3 separate regions of the Homo sapiens genome follow, and all the other regions are linked to region 1. A link is an interaction called in ENCODE POLR2A ChIA-PET data of the cell type or tissue named here. Cell type or tissue: endothelial cell of umbilical vein. All regions are shown on one strand.

Evidence for each region. Peaks named below come from ENCODE experiments on the same cell type or tissue, not always from the same donor. Only the 100,000 strongest peaks of a DNase experiment are listed, where the experiment ranks them.
Region 2: POLR2A ChIA-PET joins it to region 1 with 9 read pairs; 4 of 35 experiments call an interaction of 5 or more read pairs at or near these places.
Region 3: POLR2A ChIA-PET joins it to region 1 with 5 read pairs; 3 of 35 experiments call an interaction of 5 or more read pairs at or near these places.

Annotation. Positions count from the first base shown.
Region 1 is chr12:32,039,257-32,043,256 of GRCh38, reverse strand. No RefSeq gene overlaps it. Among named protein-coding and RNA genes, the nearest start is that of BICD1, 66 kb to the left of the region's middle. In endothelial cell of umbilical vein, no CTCF peak of the experiment used is centred here; no DNase peak of the experiment used is centred here.
Region 2 is chr12:32,238,841-32,242,840 of GRCh38, reverse strand. The region is part of intron 2 of BICD1 (BICD cargo adaptor 1); the gene reads right to left. Among named protein-coding and RNA genes, the nearest start is that of BICD1-AS1, 130 kb to the right of the region's middle. In endothelial cell of umbilical vein, no CTCF peak of the experiment used is centred here; DNase peaks (open chromatin) are centred at 1,810 and 2,370; H3K27ac peaks cover 813 bases.
Region 3 is chr12:31,787,666-31,791,665 of GRCh38, reverse strand. It overlaps H3-5 (H3.5 histone), which reads left to right. Exons shown (of 1, transcript NM_001013699.3): 1 at 1-481. Among named protein-coding and RNA genes, the nearest start is that of H3-5, 2.6 kb to the left of the region's middle. In endothelial cell of umbilical vein, no CTCF peak of the experiment used is centred here; a DNase peak (open chromatin) is centred at 1,865.

The DNA.
Region 1 (4,000 bases):
GCTGGGTGCAGTGGCTCATGCCTGTAATCCCAGCACTTTGGGAGGCCAAGGTGGGTGGATTACCTGAGATCAGGAGTTCACGACCAGCCTGGCCAACATGGTGAAACCCCATCTTTACTAAAAATACAAAAAATTGGCCAGGAGTGGTGGCTCACGCCTATAATCCCAGAATTTTGGGAGGTTGAGGTAGGTGGATCACCTGAGGTCAGAAGTTCAAGACCAGCCTGACCAACACGGTAAAACCCCATCTGTACTAAAAATACAAAATTAGCCAGGCGTGGTGGTGGGCACCTGTATTCCCTGTTACTCAGGAGGCTGAGGCAGGAGAATTGCTTGAACCCAGGAGGAGGAGGTTGCCACTGCACTCCAGCCTGGGTGACAGAGTGAGACTCTGTCTCAAAAAATAAAAATAAAAATAAAAATAATTAGTTGGGTGTGGTGGCCTGAGCTTGTAGTCCCAGCTACTCTGGAGGCTGAGGTAAGAGAATCGCTTGAGCCCAGGAGGCAGAGGTTGCAGTGAGCTGAGATTGCACCACTGCACTCCAGCCTGGGTGACAGGGCGAGACTCTGTCTCAAAAAAAAAAGAACAAAAATTAGCTGGGTGTGGTGGAGCACGTGTGTAGTCCAGCTACTCAGAAGGCTGAGGTGGGAGGATCACTGGAGCCTGGGAGGTCAAAGCTGCAGTAAGCCATGATCACGCCACTGCCCTCAAGCCTGGGTGACATAGTAAGACCCTGTCTTAAAAAACAAAACACGAAACAGGCTTGGTGCGGTGGCTCACGCCTGTAATCCCAGCGCTTTGGGAGGCCGAGGCAGTTGGATGGCTTCAGCTCAAGAGTTCAAGACCAACCTAGGAAACAAGGTGAAACTCTGTCTCTACAAAGAATTCAAAAATCTAGCCAGGCATGGTGGTACACTTCTGTAGTCCCAGCTACTCAGGAGGCTAAAGCTGGAGGATCGATTGAGCCAGGAGGTAGTGGCTGCAGTGAGCCACGATCATGCCACTGTGCTCCAGCCTGGGCAACAGAACAAGACACTGTCTCAAAACCAAAAAACAACAAACAACAACAAAAGGGGTGCAATAGGCCAGGTGCTGTGGCTCATACCTATAATCCTAGCACCATGGGAGGCCGAGGCAGGAGGAGCCCTTGAAGCCAGGAGTTCAAGGCCAGCCTGGACAACAAAGCAAGACCCTGTCTCTACCAAATAAACCAAAAGACAAAAAAACAAAATGAAACAAAACAAAAGGGGTGCAACACAGGACCACTGGTGGTGTCAAAGGAAAAATTGCACTGAACAACGTTGAAACTTTAGGCAAAGTTAAACTGCAGGAGGGGAGAGGGCCAGAACTAAGTATGAACTAAACTGCTCATCAGAAGGGATAGGTTTTGTTTGTTTGTTTGTTTGTTTGTTTGTTTTTGAGGCGGAGTCTCTCTCTGTCGCCCAGGTGGAGTGCAGTGGCGGGATCTCGGCTCAGTGCAACCTCTGCCTCCCGGGTTCAAGTGATTCTCCTGCCTCTGCCTCCAGAGTAGCTGGGACTACAGGTGCCCACCACCACGCCCAGCTAATTTTTTGTATTTTTAGTAGAGACGGGGTTTCACTGTGTTAGCCAGGTTGACGTCGATCTCCTGACCTCGTGATCTGCCTGCCTCTGCCTCCCAAAGTGCTGGGATTGCAGGCATGAGCCACCGCACCCGGCCCAGAAGGGATAGGTTTTAAAGGATTGGGTGAATTAGTACTGAAGGACATAAGGGAAGTCACAGGCCATTTGTGTTTGCCGTTGGCTTTTTATAATTTGATGTCTTTATGGGGTACGGAGTGATGTTGTAATATATGTAAACAATGTGAAATTATTAAATCAAGCTAATTAACATACCCATTACCTCAATACTCATCTTTTTTTTTTTTTATTTTTTTAGAGAGACAAGTTTTCACTCTGTTGCCCAGATTGGAGTGCAGTGGCACCATTATAGCTTACTGTAACTTTGAACTCCTGGGCTCAAGCCATCCTCCCACCTCAGCCTCCTGAGTAGCTAAGACTACAGGCACACACCATCACGTCTGTCTAATTTTTTTAATTTTCTATAGAGACAGGGTTTCACTATGTTGCCTAGGCTGGCCTTGAACTCCTGGCCTCAAGTGATCTGCCTGCCTTGGCATCCCAAAACTCTGGGATAACAGGTGTGAGCCACCATGCCCAGCCAATACTCATCATTTTTTTGGTAGGAAGAGCATTTGAAATGTATTCACTTAGCATTTTTGGAATATACAGTACATTATTATTAACTATAGTTCTCATACTGTGCAATAGATCTCAAAAAAATATTCCTCCTGTCTAACTGAAATGTTGTACCCATTGACCAACATTTCCCCATTTCCTCGCTCCCAGCCCCTGGTAACCACCATTTTATTCTCTACTTCTATGAGCTTGATTGTTTTAGATTCCACATACATGTGAGATCCTGCAGTATGTGTCCTTCCCTGCCTGGCTTTTTTTCATTTAGCATAGTTCTCCAGGTTCATCTATGTTGTCGCAAATGGCAGAAATTCCTTTTTTTGAAAGGCTAAATAAAATTCCATTGTGTATTTGCTAGTAGGCTTTCTCCAAAGGAATTATAGCCTCTGCTGTCCTCCATGGGAGATAGCACCAGAAGTGGGCATCTGCCACTGGAAGAGGGTCCTCACCAGAACTTGGCTGTGCTGGGACCCTGCTCTCAGACACGCAGCCTTCAGAACTGTGAGAAATAAATTCTAATTGTTCAAAAATCAACAAAAAGGAGAAATAAACGTATCCTAGCTTTGTGACAAGAGTTAGTTTTGTAACTTAGAGCACGATATCTTGAAACTTGGAGCAAGGCAATTTGGAGTCAGGCTCCTGCTGCCCTCCCACAGAAACAGAGATAAGGATGCTATGTCCTGCTGATTGCATTTCAAAGAAATAGTTCCCAGGTCTTGGAGAAAGACTTTCCTGGGTTGTAAAACTGACAAAGCTTTTTTAAAGATTATGCATCGACTAAAGGTAAAATGACCAAAAAAAAAAAAAAAATTGGCATCTCGAAGTATCAGAGAGAAAATTTACAAGTTTTCTAAAGCAAATGCTCTAAGAAGAGGGAGGTCAGGGGCCTCCCTCAGGAGGAAGCCCGCCTAAAGGGAAACATGAGCTTGTCTTGGTCTTGAATCTTCTACTGCACAAAAGCCCCTATCTGTTATTCACCATATTAATTATTTGGTGATCAAGAAGCAATGTTTTAAACATTTCACAACTGACCAGATGTTTTGTTTTATAAGAATTATATTTAGGTACCTTACCATGCTTTAGTTAACCTTTTAAGAAATTGATTGAGGGTTTGGGGTTGACATAGTATAATTTTTCTGTTTAAAATAAAATAAATAGGCTGAAGGTTAGCATTTTCATGCAGAACAACCAATTTTCAGTAATAGATTACTGATGTTAAGCAGGAGAGGACTACATTTCTAAATTGTTTAATTTTTTTAAATGACAGACCCAAACTTCTTTTCAAAGAACAGCCTCTCTGACAGGTTGATTCAGTGCAGGCGCACTGCATTCTGAATCCTAGGGCAAGGCCATGTTTAATGAGCTTTCTCTCTGCATCCCCCACTTCTATTCCCACCCACTAAGACCCAGGGCTGACTGGCCATCAACTCAAAGACTAACAGCGGGACGATCTCACTGGCGGGACGATCTCACTGGCGGGTTGCCTAGGAGGCTTGGGAGTGAATAACAGGCATCTGGTTCTAAGATCCACAGCGCAGATTTAAGGAAAAAACAGCTGTTAGCCATACTCCCTCTACCCCAAAACAGTTTTTAAAAATTGCTGTTGGAAGCCAAGAATGATAAGCAAACAAAACAATAGAATAGAAAATAACAAGGCTGGGCGCAGCGGCTCATGCCTGAAACCCCAACACTTTGGGGGCCAAGGTGGGAGGATTGTTTGAGCCCAGGGGGTTGAAACCGGCCTGGGCAACATACTGAGATGCT
Region 2 (4,000 bases), 200 kb before region 1:
GCAAATAAGAAAATGAATGCATTTGCAAAATCTGTGCATACTTAAAGGGCACTCTAAGGAATCTCATAAGAAACGATCAGTAGATTTAAAAACAGGAACACTAAACCTTTAGGGTGTCAAAGTAAAATAAAATCAAAAGGAAAATAAACCAGTGGAAAGGATTTCCACTTACAGAAAAGGATTAAGCTCTAAAAACAAAATCCAAAGCTTCTAACTTCAATTATTTGCAAAGTTTTAGGTAATAAACTTGTAAGAAATTATATTAAATTGTACTTAATACAATTTTTCTTTTGTGAATTTTTTTTTTTTCTTTTAAGACAGAGTCTCGCTCTGTCGGCCAGGCTAAAGTGCAGTGGCACGATCTCAGCTCACTGCAACGTCCGCCTCCTGGGGTCAGGCAATTCTCCTGCCTTGGCCTCCCTAGTAGCTGGGACTACAGGTGCCTGCCACCATGCCCAGCTAATTTGTTTTGTATTTTAGTAGAGACTGGTTTCACAATGTTGACCAGGCTGGTCTCGAACTCCTGACCTCAAGCGATCCACCTGCCTTGGCCTCCCAAAGTGCTGGGATTACAGACATGAGCCACTGCATATGGCCTTTTTTTTTTTTTTTTTTTTTTTTTTTTGAGACAGGGTCTCACTCTGTATCCTAGGCTGGAGCGCAGTGATGGAATCATGGCTCATTGCAGCCTTGACCTCCCTGGGCTCAGGTGATCATCCCACTTCAGCCTCCCGAGTAGCTGAGACTAAAGGTGCACACCATCATGCCCAGCTAATTTTTGTTTTTTTGTTTGTTTGTTTGTTTGTTTTGGAGAGACAGGGTCTTACCATGTTGCCCAGGCTGGTCTTGAACTCCTGAGCTCAAGTGATCCACCTGCCTCATCCTTCCAAAGTGGTAGGATTACAGGTGTGTCTTACCATGTCCCGTCTTGTGCATCTTCTTTATCCAACATGAAATGCTATGCTGTTAGCCTTCAATAAAATTTCCTGGAAATCTAGTTTAAAAAAAAATTCAGGTGCCTAGGTCCTATCTGGCCAAGAATAAGGGGAAATAGACTGTTTTTAGTCTGTGATTTGATGGGATACACTGGGGAAAGTCTGTCTCCAAAAGCAGTTAGAGCAGAGCACTAACTCTAGTTATACTTCATAAAAATTCTTGTTGAATTCAACCTTCATAGCTCTGACCTCTACTCAATTTCAGACAGGAGTACAATTCACAGATTGCTAATGGAGAACAGATCAATTTCAAGGCCATCTAGGACATGCATAACCATACACAGAGAAGAACCTGGCTTTAAGTTTTTAATTAATAATACTTCCCTTAGGCTGGAGAGCCAAGTAGTATCTGCCTCCATGTTTCCCAGAGGGCACTAATCAGACTGTGTACTTGGAGGATATCCAGCAGGTGTTTTCTGCTCTGATTCAGGCCACTATCCTGAAAGGTGCAGTCCATGGGGAGAGAACTGCATTCTAGTATTAGAATAAATTGTAACTTCATTTTATTCCCCTGAACAGTCTAATAAAGGTAGGCATGCCCTTATACATGCAGCTATTCCCAGCAGTGTTTGCAAAGCGTTTGCACAGAGTAGGTGCTTAATGGAATGGTAATTTCTGAAGGAAACATTTTGCAGCCAATTAAAATACAGCACAGAGTTTCCATTTCTCTTTGCCGCTGTCTGGAAAATTGTAGATACATATGACTTTCTGCACGTACACATCGAAAGCATTTGCCAACTCAATGGTGTTTCTCTCAATCTGAAGCTTAATGGTGGATTTGCCCATCACAATAAGAGGGTAATAATACTGTCTGACCTTGGAGTGACTCACTGCCCTCCTCTGCTGACTGGCCCCAGGCAGGAAGGGTAATGCAAAATAAATGAATGGGTGAGTACATCGCAATGAGGTGAACATCATCAACTCTACTCTTCTGAATCCTATTAATTTTAAATATATCTTCTCTCTTTGTTCTAATAGCAAGTGCCCCAAATAGAATGAGATATAATAAAGAATTCATTTGTAGCCAAAGTTACATATTTATTATCTTTTACTCTTCTTTCTTATTTTCTTTCTTCCTTACTGGTGTAGAACATGCATTTTTAAGGGGTGGGGAGTGGTATCACCTCTGTGGCTGAGTATTGGTCCCCAAAGATATCCAGTTCCTAATCCTGGGAACCTGTGACTCTTACCTTATATGGTAACACAAGCTTTGCAGATACGATTAAATTAAGGATTTTGAGATGCAGAGATTATCCGGAATTAGCAAGGTAGACCCTAAGTGTAATCACACTGTCCTCATGAGAGGCAGGCAGAGGGAGACTTGACAGAAGAAAAAGGCAACGTGACATTGAAACAAGATGCTACACGGCTGCTGGCTTTGAAAGATGGAGGAAGCAGACATGAGTCAGTGAACACACAGAATGCAAGTCTGGAAGCCAGAAAAAGATGGAAGCTGGAAGAGGAAATGTACGCTTCCCCAGAGCCTTCCTGGGGGTATGGCCCTACACCTTGACATTACCCCCAGTGAACTGCATTTCCGGCCTCTAGAACTACAAGGGAATAAGTTCGTGCTGTTTTCAGCCATAAAATTCATAGTACTTTGGTATAGCAGCCATAAAAAATTAATATGGCCCCCAAAGGGGTGAAAATTGGTCCTTGGGGAATCAAATAATGCTTAGGTTATTACAGTGGTTTGTAGTCTTTCCAAGATTAAACTCTAACTGACAAAATCTTACTCTTCAGTACAGGCATATCTTGGAGATATTACAGGTTTGGTTTCAGACCACTGCAATAAAGCAAATATCTCAAAAAAGTGAGTCACATGAAATTTTTATTTTCTAGTGCATACAAAAGTTATGTTTACACTATACTGTAGTCTCTTAAGTGTTCAATACCATATCTAAAAAATACATACCTTAATTAAAAAATGCTTGAGTGGGCCAGGCATGGTGGCTCATGCCTGTAATCCCAGCACTTTGGGAGGATGAGGCGGGCAGATCACTTGAGGTTGGGAGTTTGAGACCAGCCTGACCAACATGGTGAAACCCCATCTCTACTAAAAATACAAAATTAGCCGGGTGTGGTGGTGCATGCCTGTAATCCCAGCTGCTTGGGAGGCTGAGGCAGGAGAATCACTTGAACCCAGGAGGTAGAGGTTGCAGTGAGCTGAGATCATGCCAGCTCTTGTTGCACTCCAGGCTGGGCAACAAGAGCAAAACTCCAACTCAAAAAACAAAACCAAAAACACTTGAGTGTTAAAAAACGCTAACGATCGTGAGCCGAGATCGCACCACTGCACTCCACTGCACTGGAGTGCAATGGTGCGCTCTCGGCTCACTGCAACCTCTGCCTCCTGGGTTCAAGTGATTCTCCTGCCTCAGCCTCTCGAGTAGCTGGGATTACAAACATGCGCCACCACGCCCGGCTCATTTTGTATTTTTAGTAGAGACAGGGTTTCTCCATGTTGATCAGGCTGGTCTCAAACTCCTGACCTCAGATGATCCGCCTGCCTCGGCCTCCCAAAGTGCTGGGATTACAGGCGTAAGCCACAGCGCCCGGCCAACAATTTCCTTTCTTTTCTTTTTTTTTTTTTTTTTTTGAGACGGAGTCTGACTCTGTCACCCAGGCTACAGTGCAGTGGTGCAATCTTGACTCACTGCAACCTCCGCCTGCCAGGTTCACGCCATTCTCCTGCCTCAGCCTCCCAAGTAGCTGGGACTACAGGCACCTGCCACCACGCCCAGCTAATTTTTTTGTATTTTTAGTAGAGACGGGGTTTCGCCATGTTAGCCAGCACGGTCTTGATCTCCTGACCTCATGATCCACCTGCCTCGGCCTCCCAAAGTGCTGGGATTACAGGCGTGAGCCACTGCGCCCAGCCTTTTTTTTTTTTTTTTTTTTGAGACAGAGTTTTGCTCTTGTTGCCCAAGCTGGAGTGCAATGGCGCGATCTCGGCTCACTGCAACCTCCACCTCCCGGGTTCAATCGATTCTCCTGCCTCAGCC
Region 3 (4,000 bases), 250 kb after region 1:
CATTTGTACTTAAGTCATTCCATCTTTCACTCAGGATGAATGCGAAAAGTGACTGTTTACAGACCTCAGTGATGTCAGCACTGTTGCTCAGGAGTGACAAGTTGTTAATATGCAAAACGGATGCGTGATATTTCTTGCTTCTCATGATGCATGTTTCTGTATGTTAATGACTTGTTGGGTAGCTATTAAGGTACTAGAATTGATAAATGTGTACAACAGGGTCCTTTTGCAATAAAACTGGTTATGACTTGATCCAAGTGTTTAACAATTGGGGCTGTTAAGTCTGACCATACATCACTGTGATAGAATGTAGGCTTTTTCAAGGGTGAAGATACAAACCTTAACCACAGTGTAACTTATAGTTTCCTTTAAAAAAAAAAAATTAAACCTGGCAGCTATAGAATACAATATGTGCATTTATAATAGCTATTTTATATATTGTAGTGTCAACATTTTCAAATTAAATGTTTTACATTCACAAGTGGTGGGGAGTCTTGTCATTAAGGTGTGTGTAATTTAGAGTCCAGTTGGTTTTCTTCTGACTGCACTTGTTCTCATAGTAGTAAAATGCTATGTGCATTTATACCTTGCATAAATCCTCATTCTACCACATGTTAACTAACCCTCTAGCTGATAATGGAAACACTAACTGGGGGATTTTATTTATAAGGGCTCTAGAAAAAAATATGAGTTATTCACACCAGCATCATCTGTTAACTAATATTCTGAACTAGTGCAGCTTTTCATTGTGTTGTGTGGTTGGTCTCATAACTAGGTTGAGTTTTCTCCTCTGCTAAGAGGAAACAGTACTGAAGTTCTTTTTCTTGTGGCATTTGTATTATAAAAACTTGGTGTAGGGGAGGAGCACAAAGCTCTAGCCCACTGAACCTCTGCCGGTTAAGATGGTGTTAGGTTAGGTTACATCTGGTTACTGTCCTGGGAAAATCATTTTTATAGAGATGGCCTTCCAAGTGGTTTTAAAATTTATCTTATTGAAGTTTTTAGGTCAATTATGTATGTTGACTAAATTTACAAATAAACTTGTTTATCCAAAAAAAAAAAAAGAGAGGAAAAGAATCAGAAATATTGGAGAGTAGAAATGCAACAGAAGAGAACTATAAAGTTTATGTTGGGGGAAAACAATTAGTTTGTCTCAAGTGTAGTATTTACGCAAAGGAGAAAACTTTAGGGATGTAGGGCCCACATTGTAAAGAGCTTGGAATTAGGATTTAAGGAATTTTATACTCTATCCTGCAAAATTCACAGACAAATTTGAGAACTGACTAGCATTTTAACTTGCAAAAAAAGACAAGTTAGTACAGAACTAGCACATCTAATTTTTAAAAAAGTATTTGAACTATAACATGGTGAAATCCCGTCTCTATTAAAAATACAAAAATTAGCTGGATGTGGTGGTGGGCGCCTGTAATCCCAGCTACTGTCAAGGCTGAGGCAGGAGAATTGCCTGAACCCAGGAAGTGGAGGTTGCAGTGAGCCGAAATCGCACCATTGCACTCCAGCCTGGGTGTCAAGAGCAAGACTGTCTAAAAAAAAAAAAAATCACAAAGTCAGGAGATAGCTCAGATTGTTATATATTAGTCAACAATTCTGATTGGATAACTTTGGGGTCAGTCTTGATAAAAAGAAAAACAGTATGTTTCTGTCTTTTGCATAAAAAATAACTTCACGGCTTATCTTGGAATTCAAAGCTTTTGAAATATTTCTGGTTTTCGTGGCTTATCTTAGAGTGCAAAGCTTTTAGGAATGTCAGCCTTTTCCAGACTATGGTACAGGATGGGCTTGATTAGTCGATATAGTGGGCATGATATTCGTTTTACAGACTAGAGTTCACACTAAATGGCCATAGGCTCCCATAGGGCCACCAGGTAGAGTTGTGCAGATTGTATAGGCTGTGCACTGCACAACTTTTTATGTTATGTGCACAGTGCCCTCTGGAGTTATAAAATGCAAAGTCGGCTGGACGTGGTGGCTCTCGCCTGCAATCCCAGCACTTTGGGAGGCCGAGGCAGGCAGATCACAAGGTCAGGAGTTCGAGACCAGCCTGGCCAACATGGTGAAACCCCATCTCTACTAAAATACAAAAATTAGCTGGGCGTGGTGGCATGCGCCTGTCATCCCAGCTACTCAGGAGGCTGAGGCAGGAGAATCGTTTGAACCCAGGAGGTGGAGGTTGCAGTGAGCCGAGATCGTGCCATTGCACTCCAGCCTGGGAGACAGAGCAAGACTCTGTCTCAGAAAAAAAAAAAAAAAAAAAAGCAAAGTCTACTCAGCCATACCTGGAAGCCTAGACGCCAGGCAGGTAACACAAATCAGTGAAACCTGGGGCCCTTTGAAAGGATTCCAGCAAATTTAAAAATAATGGTCAGAGCACTGTGGAGTTGTAGAAAAACAAATTTGCAGACTATGTTCAGCCTTGGAGCTCAAGTTTGGGACCTCTGCCATATAAGGTAGAGGCAGTCAATATTTTTGTCAAGGTAATGATGCAAAGAGATATGTAAAATAGATTACCATAGAGAAAAGAGGCTACAAAGAAATAAAAAAGTCAGAAAAGTACTTCAATAATCTGGGCTGAGGAAACAGGGGCCTGGCCGGGCCAGAACTATGTGGATAGACATAGAAAGAAAAGAATTAGTAGAATTTAGTGATCAGATTCAGGTTTGATTCTGAACCAAATCAATTCAGACTTGATTTCTCATAAGACAAAAAAAAAAAAAAAAGAAAGGGAGACCAGAGTAATGCAAGGTTTTGAACTTGGGTCCTTAGGAAAATACCTGGAAGAAAAATATTTACCTTGGAAATAATTTCAGATTAAAAAATAATCTTTTGACCGGGTGTGGTGGCTCACGCCTGTAATCCCGGCACTTTGGGAGGCCGAGGCAGGCAGATCATGAGGTCAGGAGATGGAGACCATCCTGGCTAACATGGTGAAACCCCGTCTCTACCAAAAACACAAAAAATCAGCTGGGCGTGGTGGCGGATGCCTGTAGTCCCAGCTACTCGGGAGGCCAAGGCAGTAGAATGGTGTGAACTCATGAGGCGGAGCTTGTAGTGAGCCAAGATCGCACCACTGCACTCCAGCCTGGTCAACAGAGTGAGACTCAGTCTCAAAAAAAAAAAAAAAAAAAAAAAACTTTTAGGATAGGATAGTAAAAATCATGTTTTGAAAGCTTATGTAATGCTGGCCGGGCACGGTGGCTCACGCATGTTGGGAGGCTGAGGCAGGCGGATCACTTGAGGTCAGGAGTTCGAGACCAACCTGGCCAACATGGCGAAACCTTATCTCTACTAAAAATACAAAAATTAGCCAGGCTTGGTAGTGGGCGCCTGTAATCCTAGCTACTGGGGAGGCTGAGGCAGGAGAATCACTTGAACCTGGGAGGCAGAGGCTGCAGTGAGCAGAGATCGAGCCACTACACTCCAGCCTGGGCAATAAAGTGAGACACCATCTTAAAAAAAAAGAAAAAAGCGCTGGGAGCAGTGGCTCACCTCTGTAATCCCAGCACTTTGGGAGGCCGAGGTGGGCGGATCATGAGGTCAGGAGATCGGGACCATCCTGGCTAACACAGTGAAATCCCATCTCTACTAAAAATACAAAAAATTAGCCGGATGTGGTGGCGGGCACCTGTAGTCCCAGCTACTCGGGAGGCTGAGGCGGGAGAATGGCGTGAACCCAGGCGGCGGAGCTTGCAGTGAGCCGAGATTGTGCCACTGCACTCCAGACTGGGTGACAGAGTGAGACTCTGTCTCAAAAAAAAAAAAAGAAAAGAAAAAAGCTTATGTAATGCTATGGCACTGCTCATAATAAAAAAAATGTGAGAAAAAAGCAGACAAGAGGAAGACAAAAATTGGAAAAAAAACTATGCAAAAACATTAACAAAATGTTATCCTCAGCAATGTGATTGTAAGTTATAAAAATTTTCTTCCTTGTACTATGTTTCCAAACTTTCTACAATGAATGTTATATTTAAAAATAGAAAAA